2 separate regions of the Homo sapiens genome follow, and region 1 is linked to region 2. A link is an interaction called in ENCODE POLR2A ChIA-PET data of the cell type or tissue named here. Cell type or tissue: Panc1. All regions are shown on one strand. Each heading gives the region's core, and the rest is flanking DNA. Links, peaks and the distances in the headings are about the cores only.

What was found. Peaks named below come from ENCODE experiments on the same cell type or tissue, not always from the same donor. Only the 100,000 strongest peaks of a DNase experiment are listed, where the experiment ranks them.
Region 1: POLR2A ChIA-PET joins it to region 2 with 10 read pairs; 3 of 35 experiments call an interaction of 5 or more read pairs at or near these places.

The regions. Positions count from the first base shown.
Region 1 is chr10:119,120,244-119,128,571 of GRCh38, forward strand. DENND10 (DENN domain containing 10) reads left to right here. Exons shown (of 9, transcript NM_207009.4): 5 at 98-209; 6 at 3,226-3,326. Among named protein-coding and RNA genes, the nearest start is that of DENND10, 20 kb to the left of the region's middle. RefSeq lists an enhancer at 314-608. In Panc1, for the core only: no CTCF peak of the experiment used is centred there; no DNase peak of the experiment used is centred there.
Region 2 is chr10:119,517,799-119,526,126 of GRCh38, forward strand. RGS10 (regulator of G protein signaling 10) reads right to left here. Exons shown (of 5, transcript NM_001005339.2): 3 at 8,234-8,320. Among named protein-coding and RNA genes, the nearest start is that of RGS10, 21 kb to the right of the region's middle. RefSeq lists enhancers at 4-283, 634-793. In Panc1, for the core only: no CTCF peak of the experiment used is centred there; a DNase peak (open chromatin) is centred at 4,133.

The DNA.
Region 1 (8,328 bases), core at 56-8,055, 400 kb before region 2:
TCTCAAAAAAAAAAGAAAAAAGAAAAAAAGAAAAAAAAATCTTTATTTCTTTGCATGATGTGTAATGCAGTAACATTACAATTTCTCTTTTTTGAAGACATTGTATCTCAGTTTGGAATGGAAACTGTTATCTTACACACAGCACTGATGCTAAAGAAAAGAATTGTGGTGTATCACCCCAAGATAGAAGCGGTCCAGGAGTTCACCAGGTATCACCTCTAATTATAAAAAAGTGTTAACTTTGTTGGCAGACAGTTCGCAGCACTAGATGTTACTGTGTGCTCTGCTGTGTTGCACATTTGCTATAAATAGCATGTGGTGAAATACCACCTTTGGTCTGAAGTTTCTGTTTAGCTCTAGTAGTTCAAGGTTACTGATTTGGACTATTTATGACTATTTTAGAGCAGGGGATTAGCAAACTTTTCCTTGCCAGACAGTAAATATTTTAGGTTTGTGAGCCATATGGTCACTGCCCCAACTACTCAACTGCCTAGGTAGCACAAAAGCAACCATGGAGGACACGTACATAAATGACTCAGCATGGCTGTGGTCAATGAAATTTTATTTTCAAGGACAGGCAGCTAGGCTGTGGGCCATAGTTTGCTGACCCGTTTCAGGTAAATTGTTCCTTCTGTTCAGTTTTATCAAAGACTCTTTTTTTTTTCTTGTTTTAATTAAAAAGTTTTAGAGCAGGACAAAGACTCTTACTTTGATAGTACATATAGATTTTTTAAATTTTATTTTCATTTTTAGTAGAGATGGGGTCTTGCTGTGTTGCCCAGGGTGGTCTCAAACTCATAGGCTCCAGTGATCCTCATGCCTTGGCCTCCCAAAGTGCTGGAATTACGGGTGTGAGCCACTGTGCCCGGCCAAAATAAATGTAGATTTTGTTGTTGTTAATAATTTTTTTGCCAGGAGGGTCAGTTCAGGGCCAGGAGGTGCCTGCCAGGCCCTGTCCCCTCTAACAGCTCCCCCACCTGCCATACAGATTTTTAAAGATTTTTTGTTTACTAAATCTAACTTGTTATTAGGTCCTTTTAAATTTTTTTCATTTTTATTTTTTTTATATTTTTTGTCGAGATGGGGTTTCTGGGGTCTCACTATGTTGGCCAGGCTGGTCTCGATGTCCTAGGCTCAAGTGATTCTCCTGCCTCCGTTGAGATGATTACAGACATGAACCACCACACCCAGCCATTAGGTCCTTTTTTTTTTTTTTTTTTTTTTGGAGGCAGAATCTCTCGCTTTGTCACCAGGCTGGAGTGGTACAGTGGCGCGATCTTGGCTCACTGCAACATCCACCTCCCGTGTTCAAGTAATTCTCCTGCCTCAGCCTCCCGAGTAGCTGAGACTACAGGTGCGCACCACCACGCCCAGCTAATTTTTGTATTTTTAGTAGAGATGGGGTTTCACCATGTTGGCCAAGATGGTCTCGATCTCTTGACCTCGTAATCTGCCCGTCTCGGCCTCCTGAAGTGCTGGGATTACAGGCATGAGCCACTGTGCCCGGCCAGGTCCTTCTTTAAAAGCAAGAGGACTTAGCATTCGTGTTGGGTTTACTGTATGTCAGGCATTTTGTAAGATACCTTAAATTATTAAATTTACTCATAACAAGAACCCTGCAAGGAAGTATTTTTACCCTGTTTTATGAATGAGAAAATTAAGGTTGGCAGAGTATAGGTATAAGGTAATGAAAAGAACAAAGGCTTCATAGTCAGAAAGACCTGAGTTAAAATCTTGGGAGGGCAACTTATTAGCTCTGTGAACACATAAAAGATAATGTTGGCCGGGCATGGTGGCTCACACCTGTAATCCCAGCACTTTGGGAGGCTGAGGTTAGCAGATTGCCTGAGACCAGAAGTTCAGGACCAGACTGGGCAACACAGCAAAACCCCATCTCTATAAAAAAATACAAAAATTAGCCAGGCATGGTGGCATGCACCCGTAGCCTGAGCTACACAGGAGGCTGAGGTGGGAGAATCGCTTGAGCCCAGGAGGTGGAGGCTGCAGTGAGCCATGATCACGTCACTGCACCCCAGCCTGGACGACGGAGTGAGGCCCTGTCACAGAAACAAAACAAAAGGTATTGATTGTTTCTGAGCCTGTGTTCCTTTATCTGTAAAATGAAGATCGTAATATCTACTTACAAGTTTGTTAAGACTGGAAATAATTTATGTAAGATGCTTAACATGTACCTAGCCTGTAAGACACACTTTAGAAGTTATTATTGTTATGATCATGATTGCATCAGATTTTAAGTGAGAGAGACAGAACTTTCACCCTGCCCTCTCTGGGTCCAAAAGCCCATATTTTCTATCCCATCACCTTTTCCCCCTCTACGTATGCTCCTTAAACTGGAGCGGTCACAGCTTCTGAGATATTTAGCAGGGCACCAGGGGTTCATGAAGCCACAGATAAATTTGATACATCTTGTTGCAGTCATTATTCTACCATAAGTTTTTTTCAGAGAAATCTATGTCTTAGGGAAACAAACACACTTGGTTTGCGAGTTTTACTAAAATTTTAAATATAAATGGGAGACTTCCAGAAAATTTCTTGCTTGCAGAGGTGACTTTGAATTTTACCCTTAGACTCCCTTTCCATGGCAGTCTCCAGAGTGGGATTTTTCAGAGGAAAACCTTAGAAGCGTCACTCTTTGCTACCACAGGGATCTTTTGAAACTTCACCTTGAGCTTTCTGTAGCTGATCTGATCCCCAAAAGCAGAGTTTAAAACATTGCAGAGAGGCTGGGTGCAGTGGCTCACGCCTGTAATCCCAGCACTTTGGGAGGCCAAGGCAGGTGGGTCACCTGAGGTCAGGAGTTCAAGATCAGCCTGGCCAACATGGTGAACCCCCATCTCTACTAAAAATACAAACATTAACCGGGCCGTGGTGGCAGGCACCTGTAGTCCCAGCTACTTGGGAGACTGAGGCAGGAGAATTACTTGAACCCCAGAGGTGGAGGTTGCAGTGAGCCAAAATCGCGCCATTGCACTCCAGCCTGGGTGACGAGTGAAACTCCATCTCAAAAAAATAAATAGTAAAACATTGCATTGCTTTAATTTGAAGCCCAGAGGTTAGCACATTTGGGGCTTGGTCTCACCTCTGTCCCTGATTAGCTGTAGACTCTACCCTCTTCATTTCCTTCTCAGGAAGAGGAGAAGGGGGCAGGCTGAGTCTTTAAGGTGTGGACCAGCAACAACTTGAGTTCTTGCCTTGATTCCCCAGGACTCTGCCTGCCCTGGTGTGGCACCGACAGGACTGGACCATCCTTCACTCTTACGTGCACCTCAACGCCGATGAGCTGGAAGCCCTGCAGATGTGCACAGGTAGACAAGAGGATCCCAGGGGAGGAACTGTTTCACTTTTTTTTTTTTTTTTTTCCTGAGACGGATTTTCACTCTTGTTGCCCAGGATGGAGTGCAATGGCACGATCTTAGCTCACCGCAACGTCCGCCTTCAATTCTCCTGCCTTAGCCTCCCAAGTAGCTGGGATTACAGGCATGTGCCACCACGCCTGGCTAATTTTATTCCACTTTAAAGAGGGTTTTTTGTTTTTATTTTGTGCATTCCCAAGTGGGATACTGATCCTTTATTATTTCTTTGGCACATGCAATCAATTTTTTGCCCTTAAATTTTTTTTTTTTTTTTAGTTTAAAAAAAAATTGTGGCCGGGAGCGGTAGCTCACACCTGTAATTCCAGCACTTTGGGAGGCCAAGGTGGGCAGATCACCTGAGGTCGGGAGTTCAAGACCAGCCTGACCAACATGGAGAAACCCCGTCTCTACTAAAAATACAAAAAATTAGCTGGGTATGGTGGCACATGCCTGTAATCCCAGCTACTTGGGAGGCTGAGGCAGGAGAAACACTTGAACCTGGGAGGCGGAGGTTGCGGTGAGCCAAGATCACACCACTACACTCCAGCCTGGGCAGCAAGAGCAAAACTCCGTCTCAAAAAAAAAAAAAAATTGTGGTAAAATGCATATAGGATTTACCTTTTTTTGGCCGGGCGCGGTGCCTCATGCCTATAATCCTAGCACTTTAGGAGGCTGAGGCAAGTGGATTGCCTGAGCTCAGGAGTTTGAGACCACCCTGGCCAACATGGGGAAACCGTATCTCTACTAAAATACCAAAAAAAAAAAAAAAAAAAATTAGCCGGGTGTGGTGGTGGGTGCCTGTAGTCCCAGCTACTCGGGAGGCTGAGGCACAAGAATCACTTGAACCCAGCAGGTGGAGGTCGCAGTGAGCTGAGACTGAGCCACTGCACTCCAGCCAGGGCGACAGAGCGAGACTCTGTCTCCAGAAAAAAAGATTTACCTTTTTTTTTGAGACCAGGTCTTCCTGTGTTACTCAGGCTGGTCTTGAACTCCCGAACTCAAGCGATCTGCCCATCTTGGCCTCCCACACTGTTGGGATTACAGGTGTCAGCTGCTACGCACAGCTACATTTACCTTTTTAACCATTGGTAAACATACAGTTCAGTGGCATTAAGTACATTCACGTTGTTGTTCAGCCATCATCAAAATGCAGCCTGTTTTTGGCTGGGCACAGTGGCTCACACCTGTAATCCCAGCACTTTGGGAGGCCGAGGTGGGGTGATCGCCTGAGCCCAGGAGTTCCAGACCAGCCTGGGCAACATAGGAGACCTGTCTTTTAAAATTTTTAAATTATAAAATAAAATTTAAAAAATGCAACCTATATTTAACTATTTAACCTGTAAAGTTTTTTTTTGTTTTTGTTTTTTTCTTGGGACGGAGTTTTGTTCTTGTTGTCCAGGCTGGAGTGCAATAGTGTGATCTCAGCTCACTGCAACCTCTGCCTCCTAGGTTCAAGCAATTCTCCTGCCTTAGCCTCCCTAGTAGCTGCGATTACAGGCACCTGCCACCATGCCCAGCTAATTTTTGTATTTTTAGTAGAGACAGGGTTTCTCCACGTTGGCCAGGCTGGTCTCAAATTCCTTACCTTAGGTGATCCACCCACCTCAGGCTCCCAAAGTGCCTGGATTGCAGGCATGAGCCATTGTGCCTGGCCGAACTTGTAAAGTTCTAGTCTTAAAAGTTTATCAGTGACTTTTTTTTTTCATCTTAACTTTTTAATTGTTATGGGTATATAATAGGTATATGTATTTATGGGGTACATATGATGTTTTGATACAGGCCTACAATGTATAATGATTACATCAGGGTAATTGCAGTATCCATCACCTCAAGCATTTATGATTTCTTTGTGTTAAGAACATTGTGATTCCACTTCTAGTTTTCTTTTTTTTTTTTTTTTTTTTTTTTGAGTTGGAGTCTCACTCTGTTGCCCAGGCTGGAGTGCAGTGGCACGATCTCAGCATACTACGGCCTCCACCTCCCAGGTTCAAGCGATTCTCCTGCCTCAGCTGCCTGAGTAGCTGGGATTACAGGTGTGCACCACCATGCCCAGCTAATTTTTTTGTATTTTTGGTAGAGAGTAGAGATGGGGTTTTACCATGTTGGCCAGGCTGGTCTCAAACTTCTGACCTCAGGTGATCCACCCGCCTCAGCTTCCCAAAGTGTTGGGATTACAGGTGTGAGCCACTGTGCCCAGCCAACTTCTAGTTATTTTTAAATATACAATAAACTATCATTCACTGTAGTCACCCTATTGTGCTATCAAATACTAGGTCTTATTCATTCTAACTATATTTTTGTATCCACTAACCATCCCAAATTTTCCCCCTCTCCCCACTACCCTTCCTAACCTCTGGTACCCACCATTCTACTCTCTATCTCCCTGAGTTCCATTGTTTTAATTTTTAGCTCCCCCAGATTAGTGAGAACATGCAAAATTTGTCTTTCTGTCCGTGGCTTCTTTTACTTAACATGATGCCTCCAGTTCCATCCATGTTGTTGCAAATGACAGGATTTCATTCCTTTTTATAGCTGCATAATATTCCACTGTGTATATGCACCACATTTTCTTTTCCATTCATCTGTTGATGGACACTCAGTTTGATTCCAAATCTTGGTGGTTGTGAACCGTGCTGCAGTGAACATGGGAATGGTGGTATCTCTTTGATACACTGATTTCCTTTTTTGGGGGTAAATACCCAGCAGTGGGATTGCTGGATCATATGGTAGTTCTATTTTTAGTTTTTCGAGGAATTTCCATACTGTTCTCCATAGTGACTGTACTAATTTACATTCCTACCAACAGTGTACGAGAGTTCTTTTTCTCTACATTCTTGCCATCGTTTGTTATTGCCTGTCTTTTTTGAGACAGAGTCTCCCTCTGTTGTCCAGGCCAGAGTGCAGTGGCATGCTCTCAGCTCACTGCAACCTCCACTTCCCTGGTTCAAGCAGTTCTCTTATCTCAGCCTCCTGAGTAGCTGGAACTGCAGGCACCCACCACCATGCCTGGCTAATTTTTGTATTTTTAGTAGAGACAGGGTTTCACCATATTGGTCAGGCTGGTCTCGAACTCCTGACCTCAGATGATCCACCTGCCTTGACCTCCCAAAGTTCTGGGATTACAGGCGTGAGCCACTGCGCCCAGCCGTCTGTATTTTTTTTTAGAGACAAAGTCTTGCTTTATTGCCTGGGCTTGTCTTGAATTCCTGGGCTCTGGGATTATAGGCATGAGCCACTGTGCCTGGCCATTTTCTTATGAAAATTTTTCTTTCTCTTTTTCTTTTCTTTTTTTTTTTTTTGAGACAGGGTCTTGCTCTGTCGCCCAGGCTGGAGTGCAGTGGCTCAGTCTCGGCTCATTGCAACCTCCACTTCCTGGGCTTAAGCCATCCTTCTACCCCAGCCTCCCAAGTAGCTGGGACTACAGGCACGTGCCACCATGCCTGGCTAATTTTTGTATTTTTTTTTTTGGTAGAGATAAGGTTTCACCATGTTGCCCTGGCTGGTCTCGAACTCTTGAGCTCAACAGTCCTCCCGCCTTGGCCTCCCAAAGTGCTGAGATTATAGGTGTGAGCTACTGTGCCTGGCCTAAACATTTTTAATGTTTTTTATTTCCCAGTGAAGTTATTAATTTATCTGGAATAATTTTTTGTGTAGTGTGTGAGTTTGGGATCTGACTGAACTTTTTTACCCTATGGATAACCACTTGGACCAGGACATTTATTGAATAATCTCTTTCTTTTTTCAGTAATGAGTAATATTACTTGTCATCTGTCACATTTTCTCATTCATGGGTGGGCCTGGGTCTGGCTCTCAGTAGTAGGTTTTGTTTTTGTTGTTTTTTAAATTATTTTGTTTTATCTTATTTTATTTTATTTTTTTGAGACAGAGTCTCGCTCTGTTGCCCAGGCTGGAGTGCAGTGGCGTGATCTTGGCTCACTGCAACTTCCATCTCCCAGGTTCAAGCAATTCTTGTGCCTCAGCCTCCCGAGTAACAGGGACTACAGGCATGTGCCACCATGCCCAGCTAATTTTTTTTTTTATTTTATTTTTAGTAGAGATGGGGTTTCGCCATGTTGCCCAGGCAGGCCTCGAACTCCTGAGCTCAAGCAATCCACCCGCCTCAGCCTCCCAAAGGGCTAGGATTACAGGCATGAGCCACTGCGCCTGGCCACCAGCTAATTTTTGTATTTTTAGTAGAGACAGGGTTTCATCATGTTGGCCAGGACAGTCTCAAACTCCTGGCCTCAAGTGATCCTCCCACCTCGGCTTTCCAAAGTGCTGGGATTACAGGCAGGAGCCACTGCCCCCACCTGTTATTTTTTAACTGTCCTTGCTTGGTAAAGTAAAACTCTAGGAATGATAAATTGGTCCTGTATTAGTGTGTTCTTGCACTGCTATAAAGAAATAACTGAAGGCCGGGTGGGATGGCTCATGCCTGTAATCCCAGCACTTTGGGAGGCTAAGGTGGGTGGATCACCTGAGGTCATGAGTTCAAGACCAGCCTGACCAATATGGTGAAACCCTGTCTTTACTAAACATACAAAACTTAGCCAGGTGTGGTGGCATATGCCTGTAGTCCCAGCTACTCAGAAGGCTGAGACAGGAAAATTGCTTGAACCCAGGAGGTGAAGGTTGCAGTAAGCCAAGATCGTGCCACTGCCCTCCAGCCTGGGCAACAGAGCAAGACTCTGTCTCAAAAACAAACAAAAAGGCCAGGCACAGTGGCTCACGCCTGTAATCCCAGCGCTTTGGAAGGCTGAGGCAGGCGGATCACGAGGTCAGGAGTTCGACACCAGTCTAGCCAATATGGTGAAACCCCGTCTCTACTCAAAATACAAAAATTAGCCAGGCGTGGTGGCGCACACCTGTAGTCCCAGCTACTCAGGAGGCTGGGGCAGGAGAATCTCTTGAACCTGGGAGGTGGAGGTTGCGGTGAGCCGAGATCATGCTACTG
Region 2 (8,328 bases), core at 116-8,115:
CCGGGGGAGAGGAAGTAGGTTCCAGTGACTGCAGGTATATAAGCTTTGAGGGTCTCAGCCCTGCCCTCTTCCACCGGCTGTCCCTCCTGAGTCTGCGTGAGAACAATGTGGGGTTCAAGGCCCTGGCTGACCAGATGCCCACTGTGAGCAGCTGCAGGGCTCAGCTTATCTCGGCGGAGCTAGGAAGTATGACTGAAAAGGGAAACCCTGAGACGGCGACCACAAGCCAGTCACGGGAAGGCCTGGTGTCTAGGCCGAGAACATGAGCAGAAAAGAAGAAACAGTCTGTGGAGCTATTTTGATAGATTTTTCCAGAGCTTTGTTAACCCTATTCTAGCTACTGTCCGGGTAGGAACAGAGCTGGTGGAGTTGATTCTGTGTCTGTGGCCTGGAAGGATGGCCGACTTCTCTTCCACGGCCCTGACACATGTGGCTGGCCACAGCCTGGACCAGAGAGCCCCTTTCTCCCTGGGGAGACCTGAAGTGTCCAGCATCTGAGGCTGTCCTGGCAGGTGCTGGAGAGGGCCCCACCTTGGCCCATCAACTCGGGGACTGCCCAGGAAGCACCTGCACCCCAGTGAGCACCTTCCAGGCACCCCACAAGGCTGAGGCCCTTCTTCGAGGCCCAGCAGTGGCTCAACTGTGACAATGCTCAGCCAGACGTCAGCTCTCGAACCCGGCTCCCTGCAGGTGCACGATCAGGAGAAGCAAATTCACTTTCCTATCAGCCCCAGAAGTGCACCTCTATGCAGACGAACAGCAAAGTCACCAGGGGCCCAAAGCTCAGAAGAGCGCTGCTTCCCACACTGGCCCCGCCCTCCCCAATCGAACCTTCCCACTGGAAAATAAAAGATCCCCCTTGACCCCACAGCTCTCTACATGGGGGTTAATGGCCTCACCACCCCCAATCCCTCTTTTTTTTTTTCAAGATGGAGTCTCACTGTCGCCCAGGCTGGAGTGCAGTGGCGCGATCTCGGCTCACTGCAAGCTCTGCCTCCCGGGTTCAAGCAATTCTCCTGCTTCAACCTCCCAAGTAGCTGGGATTACAGGAGTCCGCCACCACGCCCGGCTAATTTTTTGTATTTTTAGTAGAGACGGGGTTTCACCATGTTGGCCAGGCTGCTCTCGAACTCCCAGCCTCAAGTGATCCACCTGCCTCAGCCTCCCAAAGTGCTAGGATTACAGGCGTGAGCCACCGTGCCTAGTCTCCAATTCCTTTTTGAAATCTCTTAAAAGAAAAGCATGCACCCCTGCCTCCATTGTCCCTCCCATTCATTCCTCACGCTACACACAGGCTTCCGCCCAGCCAGCGCTGCTCCACCAGCCGGCTGACGCTGCCCAGGCAGCGAGGCCTCTCAGACCTTCCTCTGGAGTGAGCTGGCCCCAGCCCTGCTCAGCATTGCGACTTTCTTCTCTTCCCGCTTCCCTCACCTTGTAAGAGCCCTGTCCTCTCAGGATCCCCAACACCTCCCTGTGTCTGTCCCCCAGCTCCTGTCTCCCTGTGTCTGTCCCCCAGCTCCTGTCTCCCTGTCTGTCCCCAGCTCCTGTCTCCCTGTATCTGTCCCCCAGCTCCTGTCTCCCTGTATCTGTCCCCCAGCTCCTGTCTCCCTGTGTCTGTCTCCCAGCTTCTGTCTCCCTGTCTGTCCCCCAGCTCCTGTCTCCCTGTATCTGTCCCCCAGCTCCTGTCTCCCTGTCTCCCAGCTCCTGTCTCCCTGTCTGTCCCCCAGCTCCTGTCTCCCTGTCTGTCCCCCAGCTCCTGTCTCCCTGTGTCTGTCTCCCAGCTTCTGTCTCCCTATCTGTCCCCCAGCTCCTGTCTCCCTGTATCTGTCTCCCAGCTCCTGTCTCCCTGTCTGTCTCCCAGCTCCTGTCTCCCTGTCTGCCCCCCAGCTCCTGTCTCCCTGTGTCTGTCCCCCAGCTCCTGTCTCCCTGTCTGTCCCCCAGCTCCTGTCTCCCTGTGTCTGTCTCCCAGCTTCTGTCTCCCTGTCTGTCCCCCAGCTCCTGTCTCCCTGTCCCCTCCGTGAATTCTGGGGTTTCCCAGACTTCTGTCCTTGGTGACAACTCTAACTCCATGTCCCCCCCAGATTTCAGACCAACCCTCCCCCAAGCTACTGACCCATGTAGCCAGTTGGTTTCTAGCAATGTGGGCATGGACATCCCACTGACACCTTGAATTAACACAAAGGAACAGAGTGGTCCCCTTCTGGCTGGCAGGCCCTGTAGCCCCTACTCTGGGAAGCTGGAAACTTCGATCCCCTGTAGCCACTCCCCACCCCCATCCCGTCTGCTGGCCTCCGGCTCCTCTCCACCCCGTCTTCTTCCAGAGATGGAATGTGGGAGACAATTCCTAGGACAATGAAAGGATCAAGACACTAACTTTACTAACATCAATTTCAGAAAGAGAATGAGGCAAAGAAAATATCCAATAAATGATATGAGAATATTTTCAAGAACTGGCTCAGGAAATGAGAAGCAGTCGGAGACACAGCAGATGACTCTGCAGAGACCCAGAAGAATGAAGCCAAGCCCCTGAACAGGTGGGGAGGGGGTGCCAACGAGAAGCGCGTCCGGAGACGGCAGGAGCTCGAGGGCATCAGGTAGCCCAGACGGAATTGATGAGGGCGGCAGAAAGAAGCCATCAGACCCCCAGGTCCTCCACCCCAGGTCCTGCTCCAAACTTGAGCAGTCAGGTGGCTCCCCCGCCACCTTCAACAGAAGAGTTGAGTTTTCTTATCTAAAGAAACAGACCCAGGGAGGCTCCGGAACAGAGAGGCACAGAGGACGGCAAGAATGAGACGCCGAACCGAATAAAGGGATTCAGGGAAATTCCAAATATAGACCCCCCGCGCCAGCAAAATTCTCCTGACACAGTTAATTAGAAATATGTTTAGTTCAGGAACATATCAGGCTTATGGCCCCCCAGGAAGAGACTAGAGGGCCCTTGTCTGGAAAAATAAAAAAGCAGAAAAAACTCAATAGGAGGATCTGAAGATGTAGTCAAAATCTCCAAAAGCAAAAAAAAAAAAAAAATTAAAAAATAGGAAGAATAAAACATGAAATTAAGGGCTCAATGCAGGGCGTGAAAGGTCATCATTGGAAAAGAGACCAGAGACAATGGAAGGAAAAAAAGTTACTAAAATGATGATAACAATAACAACATAAGACCATTTCCCAGAACTACAAATTTCCAGATTATATGGCTCCACAAAGAATTCACACAATGAATGAACTCCGCCTCTGCCTCCAAAGCCCCTGACTGAACAGTTTTAGAATACTAGTGATGAAAAGATCCTGACCAGGTGGAGTGGCTCACACCTGTAATCCCAGCACTTTGGGAGGCTGAGGCGAGAGGATTTCTTTTGGGACCAGCCTAAGCAACATGGTGAGACTGCTTAAACCCAGGAGGTCCAGGCTGCAAAGAGCCGTGACCTCACTATATTCCAGCCTGGGTGACAGAGTGAGACCCTGTCTCAAAAAGAAAAGAAAAGAAAATTGCTGGGCGTGGTGGTTCACACCTGTAATCCCAACACTTAGGGAGGCCAGGGCAGGTGGATCACCTGAGGTCAGGAGTTTGAGATCAGCCTGACCAACATGGCGAAACCCCATCTCTACTAAAAATACAAAATTAGCTGGGTGTGTTGGAGGGTGCCTGTAATCCCAGCTACTTGGGAGGCTGAGGTAGGAGAATCGCTTGAACCTGGAAGACAGAGGTTGCAGTGAGCCGAGATCATGCCATTGCACTCCAGCCTGGGCAACAAGAGCGAAACCCCATTAAAAAAAAAAAGAAAGAAAGGAAGGAAGGAAGGAAAGAAAGAAAGGAAGGAAGGAAAGAAAGGAAGGAAGGAAGGAAGGAAGGAAGGAAAGGAGGAAAGGGGAAAAATAGAAAAGAAAATAGATCCTATACTATCCCAGAGAGGGAAAAAAAGAAAAAAAAAAAAAAACAGAACAGTTTACATATAAATTACTGATTCTCAACAAAAGTAGAAGACTAAGGAATAATGTCTTCAAACTTCTGAGTGTGTTTCACCCCAGAATTCTATGCTCTGTCAGATTATCAGTGAAGTAGGAGAGTAGGGAAAAAAATAACATTTCCACTCAACAAGGTCTTTACATACCTACCTGCCAGACCCCCCTTCTCAGGAAGCTATTGCCAGCTGTGTTTTGGGCTCTTCTCTCATGAGTCATTCTGGAGGGAAGAAGTCATTCTCGTGTGCTGTTCCCAAAATGAGGGAATGACTCAGGAGAGAAGAGGACTTGGATCCAGGAAATGGAATGCCTTCATCCTACAAAGAGGAAGGAAGTTCACCATGTGTCAGGCATGGGTCTAGACCCTCGGAGACAGTGGGGAAGAAGAGGCCCCCCACTCCCAGATTCCAGAAGACAAACCACACAGAAGACGGACAAGTAAATGACATGGATATGTGAAGTTGTTGAATGCTGGATAATCCACGTCAAGGAATGAACCAACACAGGTCCTATTAAAACAACAGAGGCGAGAGTGGGATTTGTATCGACTCCTCAACAGCCTTAGTTGATGGAGAGAGAAAAATCCTCCCATGGTCTCCCTGCTGGAACAGATGTGATAAGTTTGACTGTGAAATCCAGTTAGGTTACGTGCACAACAGAGGATTAAAAAGAACTGGCCGGGCGCGGTGGCTCACGTCTGTAGTCCCAGCACTTTGAAAGGCCGAGGCGGGTGGATCATCTGAGGTCAGGAGTTTGAGACCAACCTCGCCAACATGGTGAAACCCATCTCTACTAAAAATACAAAAATTAGCTGGGCATGGTGGCACATGCCTGTAATCCCAGCTACTCAGTAGGCTGAGGCAGAAGAATCACTTGAACCCGGGAGGCGGAGATTGCAGTGAGCAGAGATCGTGCCACTGCACTCTAGCCTGGGCGAGAAGAGCGAAACTCCGTCTCAAAAAAAAAAAAAAAAACAAAGACATTCAGTTAGGCGACTTCTCCCAGTGCCTATGTTCCTCCACACTTTTTGTAGTAATTTAGAGCTTACTCCCTGGTTTTACTTCCTAGGCAGCGGGACTCACTAGGGAATGCCTGGAGTCAGAAATGTGGCTCTGAATTCTTTTTTTTTTTGTTGAGACAGGGTGTCACTTTGTCATCCAGGCTGGAGTGCAGTGGCGCAATCATACCTCACTGCAGCCTTGACCTCCCTGGGCAACTACAGGCGCACTCCATCATGTCTAGCTAATTTTTTTTTTTTTTTTGGTATTTTTTGTAGAGACAAGGTCTCACCATGTTGCTCAGACTGGTCTTGAACTCCTGGGCTCAAGTGATCCACCCACCTTGACCTCCCAAAGTGTTATAATTGCAGGCGTGAGCCACTGTGCCCAGCCTCGGGCGAGCTGCCGCTTAACCACTCAAGTCATATCCCTGCATCTTCGAATGGGAACAGTGACTCACACTGGGGCCCAAACACTCCAGGCCAAACACCCCAGGTGTCACCAATGCCTCCACCCAATCTGCATTCTCAGGCAGTGACAGGAGGGTGGCATTCATTGCTCTAAAGCAATTGCCGGGTGCATTCCAGGCTTAAGGACACAGACTTTCAAGAAGTCCTATGCTGGGCCGAGTACAGTGGCTCACACCTGTAATCCCAGCACTTTGGAAGGCCAAGACAGGCGGATCACTTGAGGTCAGAAGTTCTAGACCAGCCTGGCAAACATGGTGAAACCCTGTCTCTATTCAAAATACAAAAATTAGCCAAGCATGGTAGCACACACTTGTAATCCCAGCTACTCGGGAGGCTGAGGCAGGAGGATCACCTGAACCCAGGAGGCGGAGGCTGCAGTGAGCCAAGACCTCACCACTGCACTCCAGCCTGGGCAACAGAGTCAGACCTTGTCTCAAAAAAGGAAAAGAAGTCCTATGCTGGATGTCAGGGGTACAGGCATGGAAAGGGGCTGCCCATTCGGAAGCTCTCTCTGTAGGATGTGGACAGGGCAGGGCAACCCAACACCAGACCTGCCTGACCTGAAAGGCTGGAAGAGGCACATTGAAAGTTTGACCCCCTCCTTCCAACCACTCCATTAAAGTCCTACAGGGGCTTTCCCAGCCCTGCTCACCTTGGCACCCAGATTCCCAGGTGTGGCTGCCCTGCCAGCCTGAAGCACAGCACAGTGGCCTCCCCCTCAAACATGCCATTCAGCCCTTCTGGTCTTCCCTCAGCTCTTGTCGCCAGCCCTGCCTGCCCACACACTGTCCCTGCTCCCGGGAACCCCCTCCCAATCTCAATGCCAAGTCTCAGCTAAAAAGCCACTTCCCCTGGATCCCTCCCCGTTGCCCACGCCTTGCTCCCACGACACATGTGCTTCCCATCTCTACACTCATTGCACTTGCACAGGCTTGCTCCCCTTGAGGTGCCCGTTCCCTGGAGCCGCTCACCTGTCCTGTCCCTGGGCTGCCTTCCTGTTCAGTGCTGGGCACCAAGCAGGCACTTCACAAAGATTTGGGGAATTCAACTGAACGGAGGCACAGAGCAGCATGGTGGTGCAGACAACAACGGGTGACTTCAGGGAGCTAGTTCAAGTCCTAGCTCTGCCACGGTGCGGGGACCTCACTTCCTTGTCTACACTGCAGGGGCGGACCGGCCCACCCACAGGCCCCTCCTACCTCTAACACTCAAAAGAATAAGGCAGGGGAATGGACATCTGTTGGCTTGCTTGACTCTGAGCTAGGATTTTATGGTGAGGCTGGTCGCAGCGGTGGCACAGTCTAGCATTTATCGATGGTGGTCCCCAGGCCCTGTCCTCGGTGCTGGAGACAAAGGACAACAATGAGGCTCTTGTTCTGAAGGCCCTCAGCCTGAATCCTAGCATCCCAAAGCATCCCCCACCACCTGCTTCTCACTTTCCCCTGGGGCCCCTCTCTGCCCAGGAGGCTCCGGCCAACGTCATCCAGAGGAGAGAAAAAGCCAGAAAGCAAAATCCAAGGGTCCCGCCCAGTAACAGCTTTCGAGGTGGGCCTGGGAAGTTCAAGCCAAAGAGAATCCATCTTAGAATACTCCCTTGCCACCTCCAGAGAGGAAGGTGGTGGAGAAAAGGCCGCGCTGCGCCATCCAGGAGGATGGGTGTCTGCGCCCGGAAAGGCCTTTGAATAAACCCATGATATACATTTTCCAAGCAGTTGTCTGCAAACGCTTCACGGCTTCTGGCCCATAGATTCCAGCTTTTGGAGACGAGGCCTCAAAAACTGGCAACGCGCAAGCCGCATCTGCCCATGGGTATGTTTTGTTTGGTAGGCAAGGTTTTAAATTTTTTTTTAATTAGTTCCAACATTTAAAAATCATCTGGTTTCACGTAAGGATCCAAATGTCCAGCTTCTTTAGAAAAACAGGCGGTACTAGGTGGAATATAAGACATGCCTTGGGAAGAAAGTCCACCAGGGTCGCAGGGCAAGCAAAGATCTAGGAGATCACCATCAGTAAGCTGGCGGAGACGGAACCTGAAGCAGGGGAAGCCCAGACAGCCACAGGCCCTGAACCACCAGCTGCAGCCTGTGCAGGCAGACAGAACGTCCTTAGCTGGCCCCAGTCCCCAACACTCCCTCCAGCCTCACACCAGGAGCCTCCTTCATTCACATGACTTACTGGCTCCTGCAGGCATTTAGCCAGCAGCCTCTTAGAAAGATACAGGGCCAGGCCTCATAAACCCACCCAGGGCACAGGCCTCCTTCCCCATAATCTCATCTACCCTCCCTCATACCCAACCAGCTGACACTGGGAATGAAGGCAAAGAGGACACATCTACCCAGGAGAACAATCAGAGGCTTTCTCTGCAGGATGCTCGCCAACTATGGGACGCTCAGTACGATACACTGAATAATTGACAATCCCTCTGATGCACCTTGTGCTTTTATCATTACACATCTGCGTATCGTTTTACCACGTCCAAAATGCTAACATGTCAAAATGTGGGGAAAACATCCTCATAACTTATTCATGAAGAAAAAAATTCTATGCAATGAGGAACTCTAAGTGACATAAATTGTTATTTTTATTTTAAATATTGGTCCATTTGAACAGCTCCATTTAAAAATGGATTAACTCACCCTTTTAAAAATGATTAATATTTGATCAACACAAGATACCTAATCTGAAGCTTAAATCTTCCCCCAAAACTAATATGAATCAGGTTTCTTTAGGCAACTTCAGAATCTATTGGAAAGGCAGTTGTAACTTTATAAGGGAAAAAAATTATCAGAGTGGAGGAAATACCTGCGTCTTATCTTGCATTTTCTTAAAATCTTCACATGCTAGCCAAAACAAAACATTTTCTTCACTGAATTCCTTTTTTAAAAATTCCTGTGGAT